Linked DNA regions of Homo sapiens: all the other regions are linked to region 3. The links are chromatin contacts, found by Hi-C or POLR2A ChIA-PET in ENCODE. All regions are on one chromosome and are shown on one strand. Each heading gives the region's core, a stretch centred on a gene start or an enhancer-like site at or near the end of the contact. The rest is flanking DNA. Distances are from core to core; before and after follow the strand shown.

Region 1 (5,545 bases), core at 2,482-4,981, 1.7 Mb after region 3:
AGGGCAGTTTGCACCACAGCCTGGAGGACCTGCTACAGAGACCTCTGTTGCTCTGGGACCTACTCAAAACTATCACAGCAACATTCCCAAATATAGCAGATACTGCCTCCAAAAGATGAAGAGTCCTGCTAGCACTGTGCCTAGAAGATGCAAGGTGCAACACCTGTCCTTTCCTGTAGCGGGGAGATCCCAGAAAGCCTCAGGCCGTTGGATCTATTAAAACTTTTCCAACATGGCAACCTCTGAATTTTTGTGGCATGCGTTTGATTTACTGGGATATCCAAAATACTTTCCACTTCCTATTCACCAGGTCTTTTTGGTATAATGTTATTAATACAGTGGGCCTGTATGATGTTCTGTGAAATATCCGGTCCTTGCCGACTTTGTGACAGAAAACAAAGTGAACAGCTTCAGGACGTGAGCAATCACAGGCTGCTGTCCTTCCCACCTAAAAGCAAACTACTTTTGACCCTTCTTACTAATGAGGATTGAAAAGAACACATAGGCCAGATCAGTAACCACAACCATAACCATGTAACAAATGCTAGATGATTTGTTGGTCTGCTCCAGTAGACTCTACATCTTGCACAACAGTTGAGGTTGGAACTACCACTTAAGTTTACAGTGGTCCACTGTCATTTACCACAGTCCACCTCATTATTGTAAGAGGCACTCAGATAAACAGAATGAGGATCTAGTGGAGACTATCACTTGTGCAGTCCGTAACTCTGATGGCTGATCTCTGCATTTTCTCCTGGTGTGCAATACTGCTTCTGACTTACCATCTTGGCCCAGGTGTAAGGGGTGAAATTTCAGGGACTCCCACTTAGCTATTCCCACCATGGTGCTGAGAACATTATGAAAGTTCTGTCAGCTGCTTTTTCAAATCTTTTAAAGCAATTAGCCAAAGCCAGTAAACACTACAATCATTACAATTACCACTGCCCCTCTCTTGTTCATTTGCCACCACTACTATGTAAGGCATTGCCTCACTACTCTGTGTCTCATCCCTATTCATACCTGTAGTCCTTATCACCATTTTACTAGTGAGTGAGTCTGTTTCAGAGTCCCATCCTGTGTTTCTGATCTCTAGGACCAATCTCAGTGTCCATATTTTAGCCTGGGTTCTCCCTCCAGAAATCAGAGCCTAAAACGAGGACTCATTGACAGGTGTCTTTCTTGAGGTATGATCCCAGGGAACAAGCTGGAGAAGTGAAAGAGAGGAGGCCCGTGCAGTGTCTAATTAAGCTGTCACTACTGTGGGCAGTGGGGTAGATCTCTCTGGAACCCTCTGAAGAGCTGTGTAAAACACACCACAGACTTCTCCTCTCAACGGACTGAAGAGGGGAGCTTTTATCCTGCAGCTTCTGTGCTCCGTTAGTCAACAAGTGGCCTTTCGGGTGTCCATCCCACACACCCGTGGCTACACATGTGCATGTGCCACACAGCAGCATCCAAGAAGCCCAGGGTGGAAGGCAAGAGATACACAGTGCAGCTGAGGCAAGGGACTGTGGGGTCACTCCTGTGGGGAGCCAGTTGCTATGGCAATGTCAAATTGGGCTGAGAAAACAGGAGGCTGGGCACAAGACACAATATCCTTTTGTCTTTAGTTTGGGGCCTTAAGCTGAAGTTCAGGGAAAAATGGGAGGAATCCCATTCAACAGCTTGTTACAGAAGACTAAGTGGTCTTACGTTATACTGGAAGTTATTCGTTACCTGAGATAAAAAGTCACCACTAACAGTGCTGATACCCCATTTGATTGGCTATTTGTGTTGTCATCGCACAAAAGAACCATTGTTTTGACAATACCAAACTTATTAGCCTATGAGACTATTTTATTTAAAGTGTGTCTAATAATACTTAATTGGTCTAAACTGATGTTTTTTCCCCAAACCAAATTCTTAGTACTAAACTTGGAGATTCAAATCACATATAACTTCATTACTAATTTCTTTCGTACTTATCCAGTTCAAATGTAACTCTTTTTGTTTTTAAGTTATTACTAGATATTTTGGAACTATGGTTTTTCAAAAGTTCCACTTTTCAATTAATACTTCCTTTTTAGTAAGATTTAAAATTTTATTTTTAACTAACCTATTTTTAGTGAGATACAGAGTATATGCTTGTAATCTTGAATTCTAGAGTTTTAAAATGGAATGTAGTTTTCTTATATTTAGAAAAAGTTCTTAAAATATTTCTTGTGAATTGTGGAATCTTTTTCATATACTTGTATCATTTTAAAATATATGTTTAATTTAGTAATATAAGACATGAAGGCTGTACAAAGACTGAAAATACAGATTTTACTGGTCATATTTTTCCACAAATTAAGAGATTGTTTATGTAGTCATCTATGTAATGTCGTTACAAATATAATTACAAAGTTGAAAAACAGGTTGACAATTGCATTTCACAATATCTCGTGTAGAGGGCAGCAGAGAGCTTAGATTTTGTTTTCTCTTTGCCTGTAGTATGGCTTCCCTAGTCTAATTTCCAATTGCTTGTTATTGTTCCAGGTAAAAGTAGATAATAATGCCTAGACCAAAAAAAGTAATGATTATTCCTAAGCTCTAATTTATTTCTAAATTCCAAGCAGTTTTTCACTTGAAAGGGGAGAACAAGTAACCTAACACTCCTTTTCTATACATAAGAGAAACATCTTTCTCTTTACCTTTACATAACTCAGTTACGTTTATAAATTCTAGATGTTCTATAGAAAGAAAAGACGCTAACCAATCTGTGCCTCAGTTACGCCGTTTGTAGAAAGTTATACAAATAGTTGCTGTTGGCCAGGCAGGGTGGCTCATACCTGTAATTCCAGCACTTTGGGAGGCCAAGGCAGGCAGATCACTTGAGACCAGGAATTCGAGACCAGCCTGGCCAACATGGTAAAACCCCATCTCTACTAACATTACAAAAATTAGCCAGGCGTGATGGCACACTCGGGAGGCTGAGGCATGAGAATCACTTGAATCCAGGAGGCAGAGGTTGCAGTGAGCTGAGATTGTGCCATGGCACTCCAGCCTGGACAACAGAGCAAGACCCTGTCTTTAAAAAAAAAAAAAAAGAAAGAAAGAAAAAAACTCTTCTAAACTTACACAACTGGAACTATTTTATTATCTTTTTACCTACCCCATGTCTTGTTATAAAAAGGCTATAAGGCAGCTAATCTCTCAACCGTTTTTATGGTTTCCTCCTCTATAAAAGTATTGGCAATTTAGTGAATACTGCTAGCCTGGGACTCAGGAGACTTTGGTTTTAAACTTAGGTCTACTGTTAACTTAGGTCACTAACATATACTGAGCACCTAGTGTGTCTCAGAACATGTGCTAAAGGTTTTATATGGGTTATCTTCATCTGGACAGTGTCACAACAGCTGAGCAGAACAGAGTCATCAGGTCTGTTAAGCCACTGATTAACAAGGTACCTTTGGACAAGTTTCTTAAACTTGGTCAGTCCTAGTTTCCTCCTTCTCTAAAATTGAGATAATAAGTACTTCATAGAGTTGATTAAGATAACATGTATAAAGCTCTAGCACAAAGTAATTGAGATAATAAGTACTTCATAGAGTTGATTAAATAACATATAGAACTCTAGCACAAAGTAAGACCTTAAATTTTTCTTCTATTTTTCACCACCACCCATTAAGTTTCCTTATGAGAAAACTGAAGAGGATGGGTGAATGATCTCAGAGGGCCTGTTTAGTCCTCTGGTTTTATGCAGCATTGTGACAAGACTCAAGATTCTTGAGTCCAGTTGAACTTCCGCATGTTCATCATTCCTTTTTTAGATGCTGTCTACATTTAGACCCCAAACCTGCACATTCAAAATGAAACTAAGATTTTAGTGTTGGTGAGCTGGGGCTTTTGTGAACATGGCTGTCATCAGTATACCCTATTTGTTTTCTATTTCTGTATTTACATATAAAGACTTCTACCTTTACCTCTTGGGTCCCCAGCTGAAGGAGAGAATGAAAGATACCCCTTCTCATTATCTTGGCTCATTTCTGTTGGAACTAAGTGGAAAAACAGTTTCAAGAAAGACATCGGGTAAGAATCCCAGGAGAACTCCTAGCTGCTTCTTTCCTAACTCCCACTGCACATAATCCTTTATTCCCTTAGAAACTATGTGGCCGTAAAGTATTGGCCTTACTTACGCCATATTTTAACTGATGAAGCTAACTGAACCAGACTGCTGGGGTCTAGCCTAGGCTGTTCATATTAGCTCTGAGAATGTAGGTAGATCACTGTTCTTAAAATTAAGAGTAAAATTAGGAGTCCACAATCGCTCAGGTGCTTCTACTTTCATGCTATATGGAAATATCTTCTACAGTCATCCACTCTTAAGGCCAACCACATCACACATACTGCCCAGGACAGACTGGACAATAGAGTAGATGATGAAACAGAGCCAATCTCCATTACTTTAAAAAATAAACTCAAAGCAGAAAGATGAATTATTACCACATCTCGTGTATAAAACACACATAGCTACAGAAGGGCAGTGGTGGTCCTTCCTGCAAGAAGTAGCAACTCTCCTGCAAACCTTAGGCAATTACTTTTTATAGATTATTTGTCTTTATAAATAGTCTGCACCCACTATTCTTCTGTATTCACTCTTCAGCCCCTGTAATTTGCCTCTGTCTTTACTCCACTGAAATAGCACACTTGAGATCCTCATTAAACTTGTAATCACTAAATCCGTGGCTTTTTTCATACCCTCCTTAACCTCTTTGCTGTAATTAACATTTTTTTCTTCCCTTGGCTTTTGCTTTGTTTCTTTCCTTCTAACTATTCCTTTTGCAGAATTTTCCTTCCCTTGGCTTTCCTCCAAAGTTAGATCCTTGGACCATGTTCTTTTTGTCCAAATTTTCTCTCCCAGTCATCTCATTCACTCCCATAGCTTCGATTTTTATCTCTGTATCTGACTCTCCAGTCTAAATCTAGCCTCCAGCCTCTTTCAGGTTTTTGTCCAACATTTCCAACTACCAGCAGAATATTTTCATTTGCATGTTCTTCCACCGCCTCACACTCAGTATATCTAAAATGTAACTTAGAATTTTCTTTCAAAGCTTGTTCCTTCTTATTTCTTGATTTGCACTAACAGTTACCCCTCCTATTTAAAGAATTGTAGGCGTCTGTGACTTCTTGCTTATATCCTTTTCCTTCTTCCCTACTGGTCCTACTTTAGGCAAAGTTCTTGTTGCCCGACTGTGATTTTTGCATGATGTTTTCAGTCATCTTTCAACCATCTTAAACACCAGTCACATATATCTTATTACAACATAGCTCTCATTATCTCTCTCACCTATTGAGTACATCCATCTGTTCCATCTTTACGCACAGCCCGTGATCTCAGTGTGGGCTCACTCCCTTGTCCTCCTTGAAATTTTCTCTTGTTCAAATCTATGAAAAATATTACATTCAAGGCCGCACAGACATAACATCTTAAACCTCTTCCTGGCATTGTTCCCAGCCGTGTCTTAGCTTAGAAAACTACCTGAAGTGGTTTCTCTTCCAGAACTCCTGTAGCACTTATTAGCTA
Region 2 (5,836 bases), core at 1,083-3,582, 1.9 Mb after region 3:
GTGAGTCTCACAAGCAGGCACAAAATTATTCACTTTATATACAGTTCAAACCACAAGCAAACTAAATGATAAAGTTTCAGGGTGCATATTTAGTTGGCAAACTTACTTTTAAAAGCAAAGAAGAGAGTACCATGGAAGTCAGAATAGTGCTTAGGCTAGGGAAGAGGGATGGGGTACTGGCAATGTTCTATTTCTTGATGGGGGTGTTGGTTTCATGAATATTTGCCTTGTGATAAATCATGGAGTTGTACATTCCGGTTTTGTGCACTATTAAAATGTTGTTGTACTTCACTCTCTACTTCCACAGTCAGCCTTCTTCTGTTCTTGAATAGGTTTCATTTCACTTCTCAAGTCCTTTGCACTTGCTTTCCCTTCTGCCTGGAAAGCTCTTCCTCCACGTATTCCAAGCTTTGGTTCTATCAGTTTTGATCTTTAGGGTTTGACCTCAGATGTGCCCATTTCAGTAAGATCTTGTAGCTCCACTACTTCTGCCCTTGGCCTCCAGCCCCCAGTCCCATCCACTAGCATTTCCAGTGAGTTTTCACAGCATGTATTGTTATCTGAGATTCTATTTTCTTGTCGTGGTGATTTACCTGTGTTTGTCACTCACCTCTGGAATAAATTCCATTATAGGCAGGGTCCTTATCTAGCTTGTTCATGATTGTAAAACCAGTGTCTATTACAGCACCTGGTTACAGTAAACAGTAAACACAATGACTGAATCTCTTGGTATTACCAGCACAGTGCTTGACTCATGATACATGTTCATTAGCACTTAATCTCTCTCATTGGTACAGTCATATGTCACTTAATGTTTCAGTTAACAACAGACCACATATCCAACAGTGATCTTATATGATTATAATAGAGCTGAAGAGTTCTATTGCCTAGTGATGTCGTAGCCATCTTAATTTCGTACAGCAACACATTACTCATATGTTTGTGGTGATGCTGGTGTAAATGAATCTACTGCACTGCCAGTCATATAAAAGTACAGCACACATGGCCAGGCGCAGTGGCTCCACCGTAATCCCAGCCCCCCAGTGGGACAAAATGGAGGTGAAGACAATGATGTTGATGATCCTGACCCTGTGTAGGCCCAGGTTAATGTGTGTTTGTGTCTTAGTTTTTAACAAAAAAGTTTAAAAAGTAAATTAAAAAAATTTTTAAATAGAAAAAAACTTACAGATTAAGGATATAAAGAAAATATTTGTGTACAATGTGTTTGTTTTAAGCTAAGTGTTATTACAAAAGAGTCTTAAAAAGTTTTTTAAAAGTTTTAAAAAGTTAAAAAGTTACAGTAAGCTAAGGTTAATTATGAAAAAATTTAAAAAAATAAATTCAGTGTAGCTTAGGTGTACAGTGTTTATAAAGTCTACAAGAGTGTACAGTAATGTCCCAGACCTTCACATTCTCATTGCTCACTCACAGACTCACCCAGAGCAACTCCCAGTACTGCAAGGTCCATTCGTGAGAATGCCTTACACAGGTGTACCATTATTTTTCATACTGTATTTTTATTGTACCTTTTCTATGTCTAGATATGCTTATACAAATACTTACCATTGTGTTATAATTGTCCACAGTATTCAGTACAATAACATATAGCATGGGTTTGTAGCCAGGAGTAATGGGCTATGGCTTATGGTGTAAGTATGTAGTAGGTTATGCTTCTAGGTTTCTGTGATGTTCACTCAAGGACCAAATTGCCTAATGAGGCATCTCTCTCATAAGGTGTCCCTACAGTTAAATGATGTTTGCATGACTATTTATCATGGGCAAGGGTAAACCTGAATTTATTGATGGTCACCTTAGCTCTCTGTGCATGTGTTATAAATTTCTAGAGATGCTTTCCTAGGGGGTAACAGCCACACCTACTATATGGATTAAAACAAGGGCAAAATTTCCAAAATGTCGCATTCGGGCCAGACAAATAAACTGTTCTTGCAGCAGCACCTGGGGAATGAAACGCTGAGAAGGGAGAAGGCGCCCGAAGGCGACCACGTGGGCCACAGCCACAGCACTGTAGGTCAGCCGAGAGAGCGTCTCCCGCCTCTTCCCAAGGGCATCTTCCGCCTCCTGTCAAGGGTCGGCAACGCGAGACACCACGCGCTCGTTGGGATCGGCCGCCTAATCAGGAGCGAGCTGTGGCCTTACGCCTGCGCAGAGGGGAGACGCGAGCGCCGCGTGGACGCTGACCTCGGTCCGCGCCTGCGCCTTGGTTTCTTCCCGGCGATTGGTTCCCATCTCTGAGGGAGACGCCTCACTTCAGTTTTCACTTTCTTTTTTTGCCCCCCCCTCCCCTTTTCTTTTCCTTTGGCCGCGAGGTTTTGCTTCCGGTTGCTAGCGCCGGTCAGAGAGAAAGTCGGCATGTTCTCGCAGGCTGCCGGGCGTCCCGGGGTTGCCTCTTGCCCGTGACCCTGACGGGAGACAGAGCGCGGGCGGCCGCGGCGTCCCTGTCAGCGCCCGCGGCGAGGACCCCGGGGCTGGGGCGGACGGCGTGCCCCTGAGGGGGGTCCCCGCGGGAGCGCGGAGCCGGCGACTGGTGCTTCCCACGTGCGCCGGTGTCGCGAGGGCCCGGGAGGACGCAGAGCACGGCCGGGAGAAGCATGGGAAGGAGGCCGAGCCGGGATCTCAGGTCCTCGGGGGCGGCGGCCACGCCAAGGACGGGTAAGTCCCTCCTCGGCCTGGGCGCCCGGGAACCCTGCGAGGAGGACGGCGGGTCCCCGAGGCCGAGCGCTCGGGCAGCTGCCGGGGCTTGGCTGCGAGGGTCGACGCGTTCTCCTTGCCTTTTGCCGCGCTCCGGGTGAGGGGGTGGGAGGGGTCGGCGCCTTCTAGATGACTCAACCTTCTGTCCTGCGCTACAACCTGTGGCCGCGCTCGGTGTCGCCGGCAGGGAGATCCTAACCGTGTCATCTTGCCCCTTTCTGAGGCGTTTCGTTTGCGTCGCCTGTCAGGGGACAGCTGCGTCCTCAGGGATATGCTGATAAGTTCTTGGCTGAAGTTTCCGTCTTCGGGTTTGCACCGGCTGGGAAATCATTTCCTGCGGGTTCTGCGTGAAGCCTGCTGCTACTCGAGACTTCATGGCAATGCGCCACCTTTTCTTTTTAGGGTAAAACAGGTCTCTCCGAAGGGAGGGTCATTTCAGCAGCAAGCGCAAGCCGCGTTGGGATAACTTGGTGCGAGCAACACAGAAGTTTGTCTGAAGGCGGCGCCAAGCAGCGTTTCGTGGGAGAACTGGGTTGATGACTGAAATTTTGAGGAAGATTACTTTGGGAATTCTCAAGTTTCTCTTAGTCGCTTCTTGTCTATTTGAAATCTGTAACTTTAAACAAACCACGCTTACTCTTCCTTATTCTCCCTGTAAGGTACAATTAGAATAGAAAAGTTTATGAAAGTGTATCCAAAACTTAAATATGTGGCGTACAAGTGTATGGTATTATTGGAATGGCATTCGCGATCCTAGAGTCTACAGTGTTCCCTGAATAAAACTAGGGGTGAGCCTGGCGGTAATCCTGCCTAGGAGGTTTATAGCAAAGCAGTGTCCCCTAACGGTGCAAGAATACCCTTCTGTCGAAAAACTGCCTTATAGGAATGGGTGACTGTATGCGGTATGTCCTGTACTGTACATCAATAAATAACTAAGCCAGGCCAGAAAAAGGGTGACAAAAGGTCCACAATTATGTTAAGGAAGACCAAGACGGTATATTTGAAGTTTTGTGTATACAGAACATTTGCCCAAATGTAACTAATTTTTTTAAAGGGAGATTATAAGCATCTCCTGTGGTCCAAACATAGTTGTTAAAATGGGTTAAAATCGGTGAAGTGCCTAAGAACTTGACTGAGACATGGTGTTTGTTAAATACAGTATACTATCTATTCAGTAAAAATAGATCAATATGGCATGTATTTATCAAGTGAATTTCATTTTTCTGTTGGTAGACATTCAAGTTATTTTCAAGATATCCCTATAACTGACAATACTGCAGTGATTATCTCTTGCTGTTATAAACAGTGCTTCAGGTGGTCATGATAGTATTTCTGTAGAATTGACTCCTTATGAGAGTGCTGGATAACCATGTTGCTAAATTGCCCTGAAATGATTGTACCTTTTTATGTTCACTCGCTCAAAAGATGTGTTTTTATCTCCATGCTAGCCAGCACTGGATGATAATGGTATTTTTAAAATATCTTAGCCACCTAGTAATTGAAAGTAACATTCTGTTTTAATTTTTATCTTCCTTGGTGAATACAAAAGTTAAATCTTTTTAGGCAGGTCATATCATTTGCTGATGTTTTTATTGAGTCTGAGCTCTCTTTTCTTTCGCCCATGTAACTATTACTGTAGCATTTTAATTATCATAGTTTTATAATATATTTTGGTACTTTCTTTTGAAAAAGAGCTTTGGGTTTTTCTTTTGCATTTTTTCTTCCAGAAGAAATTAAAACTATCTTTTTAAGTCCTATAGAAAATCTTGGGATATTGTTTGTGATGGTGTTGAATATATAATCTGAGAAGAGACATTTATTTGAGTTTTTCCTTCTAAGAGAATATGTACATCTCCCTTTTCTTTAAAAATTTTTTATTGTGAAATATGTCATTAATATGTACTGACAAAGCGTATCTGTGTAATAAATATGCTTTTTGTCAGTACATGTTAATGGTATATTTCATAACAAAAATTAATAAAAGCTTTAGAAACTTTAGTTAGTTTGGAAACCTTTTGTGTGTTTCTACCCCAGGAGGAATGCGTTCCCTGCCCCCCGTTACCCTGGCCATTATTAATTTTGTGTTAATTATTCCCTTGCCTTTTTAAACAGTTTTATCACCTATATAGATATCCTTAACTAGCATTGTTTACTCTTACCTGTTTTTGAACTTTATTTAAATAAAGTCATTCTGTATTCTATGAGTTACTTTTGTTAAACATTGTTTCTGAGATTCACTCATGTTAAAGCACGTGCCTATAGTTTAGCAATTTAGAAACTTTATTCCCAGGACCCCTCTACACTTTTTAAGAACCATTGAGGGGGCCAGGTACGGTGGCCCACGCCTGTAATCCCAGCACTTTGGGAGGCCAAGGCAGGTGGATCACTTGAGGTCAGGAGTTAGGGACCAGCCTGGCCAACATGGTGAAACACCATCTCTACTAAAAATACAAAAATTAGCCAGGTGTGGTGGCAGGTGCAGGTAGTCCCAGCTACTCGGGAGGCCGAGACAAGAGAATCACTTGAACCTGGGAGACAGGTTGCAGTGAGCCAAGGTTGTGTCACTCTACGGCAGCCTGGGTGACAGAGTGAGACTCCGTCTCAAAAGACTGCTGAAGATCCCAAAGATCTTTTGTTTATTGGATTATATCAATTGATAATTACCGTATTAGATATTAAAACTGATAAATTTGAAATGTATGTTTATTTATTGGTACCTTTAAATATAATAACCCATTACATCTTAACATATTTTATCTCCCCAAAATTAGTGACAAGAATGGGATTTTTGTACATTTTTGCAAATACGCTGAAGGTCTCCTTTAATGACTAGAGTCTCATCTGCTTTTGTATTCATTGTGTTGCCATGTATTATTTTGGTTGAAGTGCATGAAGAAAATCCAGCGTCATTCAGCTGAGTAGTTAGAAAAGAGATGAATATTTTAATAATCTTTTCAGATGATTATGTTCTTTTTTGATACTCATCAAAACCTAACAGTTTTGTGTTTTTGTTTCTGTTTTGTTTTTTAGGACAGTGTCTTGCTCTGTCGCCCAGGCTAGAGTGCAGTGATGTGATCATAGCTCACTACAGCCTCCAACTCCTGGGTTCAAACAATCCTGCCTCAGC
Region 3 (6,110 bases), core at 1,404-3,903:
GCCCCATACACATACTCCTCCCCAACAGGTTCAACCAGATTATCTGACATTGTCAAGAACCATGTGTTTTAAGGAAAGCCCCAGCCATCCACCCTTCACACTCCACAGATACCCACACAGGACAGAAAGACTGCACGGCACACAGCGTGTTCTGAGGGACCCCCTTGGGGACACGGCTGACAACACAGGGCCACACTCGGGGGAGAGGAGACAGCAGCTGTCTGTATTCAGGGGCATCGAATGGAGCTGCAGAAAAACCACCCATTTCCTGTGTAGCCCAGACCGCCTATGTTTTCACAGAATGCCGTTCCCAAGTGCAGGCCCTTGCATGACACAGAACTTTAATTACTTCTACAGTGGTCAGAGAAAAACAAGGAACTTCAACAACAGGAGTGCAGAAATAATTCCAGCATGGCCATCTGCTATTGTGAAGGGTGCAAGGGGAAATTACTCCACGGCCCTGCTGGGAGTCCCACAATGAACAAGAACTTTATCTACTGGCCAAGAGTACAACTGCATGAGTCATCACTCTGATTTCTTTCACGCAATGCCAAAGGAGACTTCCTTTTGAAATTCTCATCAGCAGCCAAATAAGGACCCAGCTCAAATGGACATGCAGTGTGGCATGGACAGTACCCCTTCCCCAGCCCCGCAACCAACCTTTCAAGAAGCTACAACTGCCGAGATCAGCATCCCCTCTCCCCACCATTTCAAACTTTCTAGCCACTGGAAAAGAAAAATGGTAGGAAACATTTTAGGATTAAATTATGTCTGCCCTGATTTTCACGAGGATCAGCTGCCTGCATGTCCATATAAGGTTGTCTATACTACTGGCAATTCTACAGATTTCAGTTTCTACACCAAACGGCTCTGGTGAGCACGTCATTTTTCCGGGCAGGGACCTTCCTGAGCGCAGCCTACCCCAGGGGCTCAGGCTGACTTAGCAGTGTGCCTCTCTCCTGCCACAGGCAATCCCTCCCCCTCCCCAGGCTCGCACACAGCCGGTGGGAGCAAGCACACGGGAGAATCATGCTTTCCCCTTTCCCCCGAAACCAGGCGTCTGAGTTACAATGCACACTACAGCGTTCTGAAGAGAGGCAGCAGCGATGTATTTTATTGATTTAACAAAGAAAAAAGAAAAGCACATTTATGGAGATCTTGTTAAACTTTAATAATCCGGCCAATTTAAAATCTCCATTACGCTGATGAGCACCCGGGACCTGAACGAAGCTCTCGGAGAGTTTAAAAGCCTCCAAAGGCGACCAAGAGCCAGGTCTGGCCGTTTGCCCAAATCCCAAACGCCCGAAGGAAACTACTTAGATCAATTTCAATCACGTCCTAGGGAGCAGCTTCTTTGAGGAGGAAAAAAACAGGAGGGGGAGGGGGAAAAGGCAGGAGAGGACTGTGAACAATTAAGCAGGCGTGTGAAGGTTGCAACACCCTGCATTTCATCTTCCTTAAAGCTTTCGAGGCTTGGAAACCCACAGCCTCTATTTGATCTGGCAATTCACTTTGTGACGAAAAACAAACAGCACAGCAGGGCAGGGAGACAACAGTAAACCCTCCTGCGATCGCTGGAGAGACAATGGGAGGAGTGTCAGTCTCTCTCCCCTCGGGCGATGCTACCTATAAGCACGGGGACCTGGTAAGTTTCTTAAATTTCCAATGCCCCCAAATTCCAGTTCTACGACAATGTCGGAAACCGAGGTCCTTCTTTCCAAACTAAGACTTGAAGCAGTTTGGACGGGCTCATTGTCACAAGACTGACAAGTCACTGGGGTGTACACAGTTTTATTTTTATTTTTCTTGGTCAACAAGAGAAGCAGGGAAGACAAATAAGGCAGATCTAGGGGAAATGTTAGGCATTCCAAAGAGCAGAAAACACATTGGAAATGGTCTACAGTTTAAAAAAGACAAAAATAAAAGAGAGCTGGTCTACGTTCTGGGGGCAAAATGTGATTTTTTTAAAAAACTGTTAAGTACAAGCACCAAGAAACAAAACAAAAACAAAATCCGTTAAAAAAAAACAACAAAAAACAAACAAACAAAAAAAAAACACCTTGGCAGGCAGAGCAAGTTGGTCCCCATGACAAGCTCCAGCTGTGGCGTCTGGAGCGGGGACAGGCTCCGAACTCGTGCCAGGGGCTCGGCCGGGCTGTGCCGGGAGTTGGGGCTTCCCTGGGCGGACGCTGATCGCAGCCTGGAGGATCGATCGGCGGGGGCGCTGCGCCCGCTCCCCCGGTGACAGCGCGGGGCCCAGGCCCAGCGGACCGCAGAGAGCACCGGGTCTGAACCCCAAACAGCCGACCCGGCCCGCGCCCCGGCGCCCGCAGGGAACCGCGGCCGGCTGCGTTTACCTGTTGCCAGTACTCCTCCAGAGACGGCAGCGCCGAGAAGTAGCCGGTCTCGTGCACGATCTGGAGCTCCTGGAAGATGCTGCACATGGGGAGCACGTCCATGTCGGGCCGGGTTGGACGGAGCCCGCGGTCGCGAGGGCGGCGAGGCGCGCGGTGGGAGCCGGAGCCGAAAGTCTCCCCGGAGCGCAGGTGAAAGTTTCATGCAAACTCCAGGCTCGCAGAGACGCCCGGCCGGACCCTCCCGCAGCCCGCAGCGCGCGGAGCCCACACAATATTTGCAAACACCGGACTGACTGCAAACGTAACCCCTGCAAAACTTCCCTATTCAAAGCTCCGCTGCCAGCCTCCCCCTCCGCCCCCGCCTGGCTCCCCCCACTCCCCCTCCCCCCACGTGACTCGCCCCGCGCCCGCCCCGTGCGCGGCCCAATCCCGTGGCTCCCGGCCCGGGGGCTGCGCGCCGATGATGTCAGCTCCGGCCAATCGCAGGCGGCGACACACAGCGGCCCCGCCTGGCGTGACCGAGACTCTCCATCACGGCCCGCACCATTGGCTCAATTCGAACTCTGCTCGTTCTGATTGGAAAGTGGCCTCGCAGGCTATTTTTAGCAGGGTATATAAGGCGCGGGCGGCCGCGCGCCGGAGGAGTCCGCGCTGTGAGGTGCGCGGCCGAGCCCTGCACTGCGCCCGCGGCCGGAGCTAAGGGAGCCGGGGCTGGGAGAGCCGGGGCGGGCCGCGTCGCCTGTCCCCAGTCCCGGTCTCTCTTCCCCGCTGCCCGGTCCCGCCACCCCACGCCCGTCCCGGTCACCAAGCCGGGCCCTGTCGCCGCGCGAGCCCCGGTTCCGGCAGCTCACCCTGCGGGCGGCCGTCCGGTCCCGGGGCCGCCCGGTTCCCCCCCGTCCCCTTCTATGCCCGAGGCCGCCCCGTCCCCAACTGTCCCCTTCTACGCCGGGGGCTTCCCGGTCGCCAACTGTCCCCTTCTATGCCCGGGGCCGCCCCGTCCCCAACTGTCCTCTTCTGCGCCGCTCTGTTTCCCTACATCCCCCTAGTCATCCTCTGTTCTCTAACCTTGGGGTACCCCTCTCTGTCCTCCTCCACCTCCGGGTCCCTCTCTGTCCCCCTCCATCCCTGAGCCCGTCTCCGTCCCCCTCCAGTCCTAGGGTCCCCTCTGTCCTCCGGGCCACCAGAGTGGGGGAGGGGAGCACGCAGGCTCCCCTTGGAATTGGGAGAAACGTGTTTATCTTGTAGAGGGCGATCTTAGCCCTCACCAAGGTTAACAGCTAGGTTTTCCCATGAACGTGTAAACAATTTAGGTGCAAGCCGACATTTAGTGTGTGTGTTTTTTTCCATATAAATTATCTCCTAAAATATACCGTAATGTTCATTTTTAAGAAAAATGTCGAGACTCGAACCAGAGCATTTTAAAATCCAAAATGGAAAACTGAATTGTAACTGTATTATAGTTTTTGTTTCAAAATAGTTTAATGAACATTAAACATTTTGAAAGAATGGACTATGTAAAAAAAAATTAGAGGGTTTTGTATGTTAAGTTTTAGAGGGTCCGGCAGAAGCATGTGGCTGTAAGACTAGGTGGGGACCTTAGTGAGTCTGGAGTGGAGAAAGGAGGTTTGTCTTGTACCTGCGGTATGTGGGCGGTGAAGGTTATGCAGAGTGAATTGACAGTGTTCTTGGCTCGTGTTCATCACATTTACCCCAGCAACTGAGAGCCAGGACCAGCCCTTCTTGGGGACCTGCACCTTAACTCTGTTTCCAGGAATGCAAATGGCTTTGTTTTGAACCATCCACAGATTTGCCCAAGCGCCCATTGACCGGGGCCCAGTGACTGGCAGCCGAGAGCATCTGGGCAGCCGTTGTGTTGGGGGCAGGGTTCTCTCAGTAATTAGCGCTTGTGACCTTGGCCCCGCTAGTTCCTAAGTAAGCAGGAGTGTGGAGCAAGTCCCCCGCTGAGGGCCAGGCACGCTGGATCAGGGGGAGCCCGAGATGAAGGGGGAAGGCTCTGTCTGGGCCAGGGAGGACAGGACGGCTGTCTTTGCAAGGCGTGTGGGCGTCCTGGTGAGGGTGTCCCATTTTATCTTTGGGACAATTAATTATTGTCTTAATGTTTTTTAATAAATCCACATTCCTATAGAACTTAAATTCATCCTTGTCTCTTAACATGCTTTGCCCGGCACTATGAAGATTATATAGTTTATTTTTACAAGAGGGAACCTGATTAGTCATAATGCAGATACAGTACAATGGCCATTGTCATTTTCAGAAAAAAAAAAGATTTGAAAACAGGGTACATATGAACACTAAATTTCAAATAGAATAGATCCTATGGCATCCTGCTGCGCTCATTGACCATTGAACACACATTACTCACACCCTATGAATGGCCAGGTATTGGTACACAGAAATTTACAAAACAGGCACAAATCCCTATTACGGTGTGGGAGAGGTGGGCTGCCAGGAGTATGTAGATGTTTGAAAACAAAAGTCCTTATTACGAGTAAGCATGTAACCAGTTGGTGAAAAAATATCATTTTCTTTGATGTGACAAAGAATATGCATCGCATCTGAACACTAATAGTTGCGCCTGATTTTTTTAAGAAGAGCAACAAAGAATCGTAGAGGGCCAGATTAATTCAGAAGGGGGAAGTATGGCAGGATATAAAAAGATGATGGATTTTACACTTTAGTTGTCCATGCTGTGCGCATGGCCCTGGTCACGTTATTTAAATAGGAGATTAAAATGACTATTAGAATGAGTTTAGTATAATCAGAAGAGTTAATGGATTAAAATTCCTGCTTGGTAGCAAATAGTAGTGATTCAATAAATTGAAGGCAGTGTTCACTTATTCACCATTTAGCCATTTGTAAGTTTGCTCTTGGTAATTATTTTATAATCCCCCACCCTTCTTTTAACATATGAGTGAATGCAGACAGAAAAATGAAGTCAACTTTGCAGGCCACAAAGCAAATCAGAGACAAGAGTTGGACCTCGACTTGTCCAATAATCCCACAGGTGCTTCCTTCTCCTGCCGGTCGCTGAAGAGCCCTGCTCTGTTTTCACTCTCGCAGTCTTGGAGAGAAAATAATCAGCTCCATTTGTTGGACGTGACCCTTGTTCTCTGCTCACCTTGAGCCACTCCTGTCTCTGCCACTATCTTCAAAAGGTCAAGATCCCTTCTGGGTGACAGTCGTAGGCTCCTTTCGACGTTCCTGGGGGCCACTTCACCCCCCTGGCACCCCGCTGTTACTTCCTCAGTCCCCACTTAGGCCTCCATGCCCTCCTCCACTGTTTTTCTTCTCCTCTTAGACCTCCAGGCTGTGCTCATTTATTTCATACCAGGAAGCTCTCTTTGTTGCCTCTCAAAAATAAAAGTATACATTTGAAACCTAATTTTAAATTTAATTTAAAGATTAATGGGATAACATGTTGGTATTGAGTACATTTGATCTTCCTGTTCTAGATCATTCAAGACGGGCTCTTGGGGGAAGTCTTACAAATCTGTTCTGAGGATAATTCCAATAATGCCCCCTAATTATATTGACAGAGAATGCTCCAATTTTGGGGCAAGAAGCCAATTTTGTTGTTCTGTTTTGTTTTGGTTTTGGTGTCTGTACCAATATATTGCCTGTTTTGGAGCAAACTACCCTTTTATTTCATCTGTTTATTTTGGGTGTGCAAAATATAATTGTTAAGAAAGTACTTCTGAATATTTACATGATAGAGCCTATGTAAGTGTAAAA
Region 4 (6,204 bases), core at 1-2,500, 1.5 Mb after region 3:
ACATCATTCAAATTACATTCTCAACTAATAAGGAACTTCTGCTACATAAAACACCTAACTCATGTTTTCTTTAATGTTTCTATTATACTGTGCTTCTTGCAACCTGTATTTGTGCCATCCGTATTTTACAGCCAATTATGAAACATACAATTATAATTTATCTTACTTTCAACTCATCCCTCTGGCTGGTCAAGGTCAGAACTCTGTCTGATTCTATGAGTCCATGTGGTTACATTTATCTCAACATTGTGTTTGCTATAAATTTGATGAGAATATCCTTTATATTCCATTGCTAAAGCTTTTGCACTAAATAGAGATGTTCCGTATCAAGTCACAAGAAAATTCTGTCTTCATTGATGTGAACTGCCTGGAGTCCACAATTCAACAGGTTAAAAATTTGTCTAACGTTCAGTCCACCCGCCAGCTAAAAACTGAGGCCTTAAAGAACTGAGCAAGCTTGTTCTCCTCTCAGAGCTAGTCTCAGCCACCAGCATCACCTTTTTAGCTGCACTGAAAGAAATCCTGGCGGGTTTTCTCTAGTGGGGACCACCAGATAGGATGATGAGGGGATAAAGAATTTCTTCCCACCTTCTTGGTGATGTCTTTGTCCCTGTGTCACTCTCATTGAAGTAGCTCCCCAGTCCCTACTGTGTCTCTCCATCTCACTCCTCAGTTTTAGTTTCTTCAGAACAATTGTGATCAGAGCAATTGCCTGAATTATTCACACCAAGTGAGTTATTTATCAGAGGAATAAAGGATGTTTGAGCCATTCCATATCAAGTATCATCTTGTTTTAAAACATTTTGCTGGACAGAAAGAAAAGTCATTATTTACAGCAAAACTACAAAGAGTTGGATACAGCCCCAAAACTCTGATAGGAGATTTAACCATACAGAACAAGAGTTCAGCAAGGATGCTGCAATTCACGAGGAAAGGCTAACCCAGGGTTATGAGAGAAATGTTAACATTGCATGGCGATAAAATGCCAAATACCTTGCTGTGGTTTGAATGTGTCCCCCAAAGTCCATGTGTTGAAAGTATAATCCCCAGTGCAACAGTGTAAAGACGTGCCCTCTAAGAGGTCACTAGGTCATAACGGCCCTGCTGTCATGAAGCACTGACCTTATTATTGCGAAAACGGGTCCATTATCGTGAGAGTGGGTTTATTGCAAAAGTCATTTCAGCCCTCTCTTGTCTCTCATCCTCTTACCCCTGCGCTCGTGCCCCCTGCCTTCTGCCATGGGATGACACAGCACAAATGTCCTCACCAGATGTGGGGCCTGTGATCTGGGACTTTCAAGACTCCAAGACTGAGCCAAACAACTTTCTGTTTTTTATGAGTCACTCAGTCTCGGCTATTCTGTTACACAACAGGAAACAGACTAAGACACACCCATATAATCCTCTCTGAATAAATGGGAATCCATTGTCAAGCAACAAAGAGAAATGCTGCCCGACTCTCTGGGGAAACACACCTTACCCCTCTTTTACCACCCCCACATAAGTAGGGAGCCAAAAAGATCAGCTTTCAGAGTTCTCAAAATGCCTTCTGAAAAGTCTGGTTAAGACCACACCTTCTGACCGGGAGTCTGGTTCGTTAAGACTGCTGTGACAAAGTACTGTACACTGGGAGGGTTATAAACAAAAGACATAGATAGCTCACAGATCTGAAAGCTAAAAGTCCAAGATCAAGGTGCTGGCAGATTCAGGGTCTGGCGGGGGCCTGCATCCCGTGTCACAGACAGCTGTCCTCTCACTGTCCTCATGTGGCGAAACAGGCACGCAATCTCTCTGGGGGCTATTTTATCAGAAGCACTGGTATAGTTTGGACATTTGTCCCTTCCAAATCCCATGTTCAAGTTTGATCCCCATTGTTGGAGATGGAGTCTAATGGGAGGCTTGGGGGCCATGGGGTAGACGCCTCATGAAGAGATGAATGCCCTCCCAGGGGAGGGGGGTAAGGTCTTACTCTATTAGTTCCCATGAGAGCTAGTTGTTAAAAAGAACCTGGCCCCTCCCCTCCTTCCTGCTTCCTGTCTCACCACACGATCTCCGCACACACCAGCTCCCCTTCACCTTCTTCCACACTTGGAAGCAGCCTGAGGCCCTCACCAGAAGCCCAGTCCTGAAACTTCCAGCCAGCAGAACTGTGAGCTGAATAAACTTCTTTTCTCTATAAATTACCCAGCTTCAAGTCCTCCTTTATAGCAACAATAAATGGACTAAGAGGGGCTCTAATCCCATTCATGAGGGTTCCACCCTCACGACCTAATCACCTCCACAGGACCCACCACCAAATAGCATCACCTTGGGGGTTAAGGCTTCATATACGACTTTGGTGGGGATGTAAAGATTCCATTCATTGCACAGGGCAAAGGGAGGCCATAGCAGCAGGGTCATAGTGTTCTGGGGCTGCTCACTGCCCCTCACTCCCAGGCCTGCCCCACCCCAGCCAAGGCCTTCATGCTGCTCTGGGCTACCTCTCCCAGGTCCTGCATCCCAAGCAAAGGTACAGACTCAATTGAGATCTCCTGAGACTCACTCCCTGCCCCTGCAACAAGATGGACATGTCCTTGTCAAGTTCTTCTCTAGGAAAATGTGGGCATCACATAGAGACTCGTACCTACCTGTGCAGAGGTTTTCCAGAGCCTCGATCACCCCCTCTGTCTCATCATTGGTTTCTGGCTTCAGTCTCACCTTCTTGGTGATGTCTTTGTCCCTGTGTCATTCTAATCAAAGTAGCTCCCCAGTCCCCACTGTGTCTCTCCATCTTACTCCTCAGTTTTAGTTCCTTCAGAACAATTGTGACCAGAGCAATTGCCTGAATTATTCACTTATTTTGTGGTATGTTTTCATATTTATTGACTGATTTCTCCAACACTAATCACCACACCTAGAAAAGCTCCCTAGTATGTGGTCAGTGCTCAATAAATATTTGCGGAATGAATGAAATTGAGTTCTAAGCATAGGCACAGTGGGGTTTTTTTTTTTTTTAAGTTTTTCTGTGCTCTGTTCTTATTTTCTGTGATCTGCAAACTATCTCTAAATCCTTATGAAAGATTGCGTCCAACACTGTTTTTTGCAGTGGGAAATTGAGAGGCCCATGTTGCACTCAAACAGAGCAGCAAAGCATTCGTCATCCCTCCCCTCAGGGCTGGGACTAACAGCAGGGCCTTCCTCAGCAGAGTACAGCTATGCCCAGCTGAGTGACAAATGCTCTAGTCAGAGAACACAGCAGCACAGGAGGCCAGCATGGTGGCCACAGGGGGAGTTCACGCGTGGCCGCTTGTGGACAGGTGCAGGGTGGCAGCCCTGAGGAGGTTCAGAACACCAGGGGCATCTTGAGGTAACAGCATCAGTCATGAACCAGGATATAAAAATCCATGCTGCTTATTTAAACAGGATGTGTAATCAGACGGTTGGAGTATCTACAAAGAAGCCAGTCAGGAAACAATAAAGCAACCCAGAGGCTTTTAAACACAGGAAGTCGCTACCCTCCTAGGCTAGAGAAACAGAGGTAGCAGTGCTGGAGGCAGAGCCCGGGGTCCCTGGAAGAAGCAGCAGCCATGGAGGGCCTGAGGGAGGCAGCCAGGACGACTGGAGGGATGGAAGCTGCTGCTGTGTCCCCTAGAGAAGGGAAGAAAGGCACCTGGACTCCAGCTTCCCTTTCTGCTCTCAGCAGCGCCTCACAGTGGCCAAGTCCAGCTGGAAGGCAGCAGGCAGAGAGGGCAGCACCCAGGGCAGAAGAGGCCGCTCTCCTGGGCTACAGCAGAGCAGGAGAGGGAGGAGGAGGGGCACTGAGCAGACAGGAGTGTCAGTCAATCAGGCTGACCCTGGCCCCGCATCCTCAACGGGATGTTAATGAAATACCGCCTTCTTCTGTAGTTCAGGCTGATGGGGCAGGAATGCTGGGTTATGTAAGTGTCGCAGTGTTCACTGAGGGGGATAACACGAAAAACTTATTTGTTCCTGGGAAAATTTCTTAAATCTCATTAAGGCTTCTTAAGCATTCACAAGATTAAAGCCACCTTTGCCAGAGGTTAGGATTAATAGGTGGGGCTAAATAGCCTACCTGAAATTCAGTTCCAGAAATATTTACTGAGTATCTTTTATGTGCAACTGTTCCTAGGTTTTGTTTGTTTGTTTGTTTGTTTGTTTGAGACAGAGTCTCGCTCTGTCGCCCAGGCTGGAGTGCAGTGGCGCGATCTCGGCTCACTGCAAGCTCCGCCTCCTGGGTTCACGCCATTCTCCTGCCTCAGCCTCCCGAGTAGCTGGGTGGGACTACAGGCGCCCGCCACCACACCCGGCTAATTTTTTTGTATTTTTAGTAAAGACGGGGTTTCACTGTGTTAGCCAGGATGGTCTCGATCTCCTGATCTCATGATCCGCCCACCTCAGCCTCCCAAGGTGCTGGGATTACAGGCGTGAGCCACCGCGCCCGGCCCCTAGTATTTTTTTTTAAATCAGGCATGTAAGAATAAGTCCAAGAGTTCCACATTCAATTTTGTGAGGCTATATCTTCACATGTTCCCTTGGGCTGGGACTAAAACAACAGCCTTCCTTGAAACTAGGACGTGGGAGTGATGGTACTAGGGCAATTGCATCATGATGAAAGAATACCCGAGACTGGGTAATTGATAAAGAAAAGGGGTTCAATTGGCCCATGGTCTGCAGGCTGGACATGAAGCATGGTGCTGGCATCTGCTTCTGGGGAGGGCCACAGGGAGCTTACAGTGACAGCGGAAGGTAAGGGGGGAGCCCGTGTCTCACACCACAGGAGTAGGAGCAAGAGAGAGCAAGGGGGGACAATGCCACACTTTACACAACCGGATCTCCAGAAACTCACAGCGAGAATGAACTCATCACAAGGGGATGGTGCTGAACCATTCGTGAGTGATCCAGTCCATGATCCAATCACCTCCCACCAGGCCCTGCCTTCAGCACTGGGGATTACATTTCTGCATGGGATTTGGAGTGCACAAATATCCAAACCATATCAGTACTTTTTGCTGAATTTTGAGCCTCTGGTCCCAGGGGTAAACACCTTCCCAAACTGTGACCAAGAAGACGAAGGAAGGGTTTCCTATCTCTCTGGGGCATGGATTACACCAGGGAAAAACATCAGGTGTTTGAATGCCAATGGCTCTGCCATTTGTAGATTGTAACACATGATCAGAAGAATGCAACAGATTGAATATCCAGCTTTGCTAAGGTTGCAGAGTTTGGTCTGAGCTAGGAGTCCACATTCTTCACCAAGGTCTTCCTCAGAATCTATGTCATGGGACCTGTGCTTGCTGAAGGGAGATAAGCCACAGCTGAAGGCACTCCAACTTCAGAGAACACAGCTCCCTTTAATACGGAAAAGCTTGCTGCTATCAGCACCCCAAGTTTTCTCCTCTCCCAGCCTTGGGTTCTCTACATGCATGCACTGCAGGAAAAGAGGAGGTACTCAGCATTCAAAAGAGCAGTCAGGAATAATGGCCATTATGAAGAATAGTTGGAGGTTCCTCAAAAAGCTAAAAATAAAACTACCACTTGATCCAGCAATCCCACTACTGGGTATGTATCCAGAGAAAATGAAATCAGTATGTCAGAGAGATATCTGCACTCCACAGCAGCCAAGATATGGAACCAACCTGAGTGTTGATGAACAGATGAATGCATAAAGAAAATGTGTTATATATACACCATGGAATATTATATTGCTTCTTTTTCAACCAATTTGTTATTGGTGTATGGAAATGCAACTGAGTTTTGTATGTTGAGTTGGCATTCAGCACCTAATTCCCCAGCTTCCTTCTCCTGTTGCAGAGCCTCAGGTTGGCATACCAAAATAACATATCACCCTGAGTCCCGGAATGTCCACCTAGAGCAAAGCCCTGGACACTATGAATGACAGACAGAAGTTCATTTTGTTAAGCTGATGAGATTTGGAAGTTGTTACTTCAGCGTAATTTAATCTATCCAAATACTCCAATCTTGAGTCAGTTGCCTGCAACCATGTTTGGTTTCAAACACTGTATTAGCTGGAGCTCAGTGCCAGAACCAAGAACTGTTCTATGCCTTTTAAGCAGAAATGAGATAAATAATTTTGGTTGCTTAGAAAACACTGGTAAGGCCTGGAGATGGAAGCTTAACATGACCTCTAAGAACTGCTCCAAGAACAGTGTGTACCTGACCCCGCACATGAGTGTCTGCACCTGC

What was found. A loop is a pair of places that touch in the nucleus more often than their neighbours do. ChIA-PET counts read pairs that join two places held with the same protein, here RNA polymerase II (POLR2A). Pooled maps may share reads with other maps.
Region 1: a loop to region 3 is called in a pooled map, with 5 times the contacts of the local background. The contact joins the enhancer-like site here to the promoter of KLF6 in region 3. A Hi-C loop is called at or near these places in 1 of 37 single-sample maps with no recorded cell type and 3 of 50 pooled maps. POLR2A ChIA-PET finds 5 or more read pairs at or near these places in 1 of 52 experiments (WTC11).
Region 2: a pooled map shows a loop between it and region 3 (6-fold over the local background). The contact joins the promoter of TASOR2 here to the promoter of KLF6 in region 3. A Hi-C loop is called at or near these places in 1 of 168 maps with a recorded cell type or tissue (CD8-positive, alpha-beta T cell) and 9 of 50 pooled maps. POLR2A ChIA-PET finds 5 or more read pairs at or near these places in 1 of 52 experiments (OCI-LY7).
Region 4: a loop to region 3 is called in a pooled map, with 4 times the contacts of the local background. The contact joins the enhancer-like site here to the promoter of KLF6 in region 3. A Hi-C loop is called at or near these places in 4 of 50 pooled maps. POLR2A ChIA-PET finds 5 or more read pairs at or near these places in 4 of 52 experiments (CD4-positive, alpha-beta T cell, CD4-positive, alpha-beta memory T cell, activated CD4-positive, alpha-beta memory T cell and 1 more).

The regions. Positions count from the first base shown.
Region 1 is chr10:5,439,825-5,445,369 of GRCh38, forward strand. All of the region lies in intron 3 of NET1 (neuroepithelial cell transforming 1), which reads left to right. Among named protein-coding and RNA genes, the nearest start is that of NET1, 30 kb to the left of the region's middle. RefSeq lists an enhancer at 2,430-2,599. Within about 2 kb of position 3,732, at least 3 of the 41 ENCODE cell types and tissues checked have a DNase peak (open chromatin) inside an H3K27ac peak, as active enhancers do.
Region 2 is chr10:5,682,506-5,688,341 of GRCh38, forward strand. TASOR2 (transcription activation suppressor family member 2) reads left to right here and starts at 2,333. Exons shown (of 22, transcript NM_001321783.2): 1 at 2,333-2,670. RefSeq lists enhancers at 1,887-2,126, 2,267-2,376, 2,997-3,176 and silencers at 2,427-2,686, 2,727-2,776.
Region 3 is chr10:3,782,556-3,788,665 of GRCh38, forward strand. KLF6 (KLF transcription factor 6) reads right to left here and starts at 2,654. Exons shown (of 4, transcript NM_001300.6): 1 at 2,358-2,654. The coding sequence starts at 2,459. RefSeq lists enhancers at 552-621, 782-851, 920-1,475, 1,476-2,032, 2,033-2,588, silencers at 2,194-2,793, 3,044-3,323, 3,504-3,563 and a promoter at 2,455-3,392.
Region 4 is chr10:5,290,586-5,296,789 of GRCh38, forward strand. No RefSeq gene overlaps it. Among named protein-coding and RNA genes, the nearest start is that of LINC02561, 22 kb to the left of the region's middle. RefSeq lists an enhancer at 602-1,801. Within about 2 kb of position 1,251, at least 25 of the 41 ENCODE cell types and tissues checked have a DNase peak (open chromatin) inside an H3K27ac peak, as active enhancers do; they include CD4-positive, alpha-beta T cell, where a contact is called at or near this core.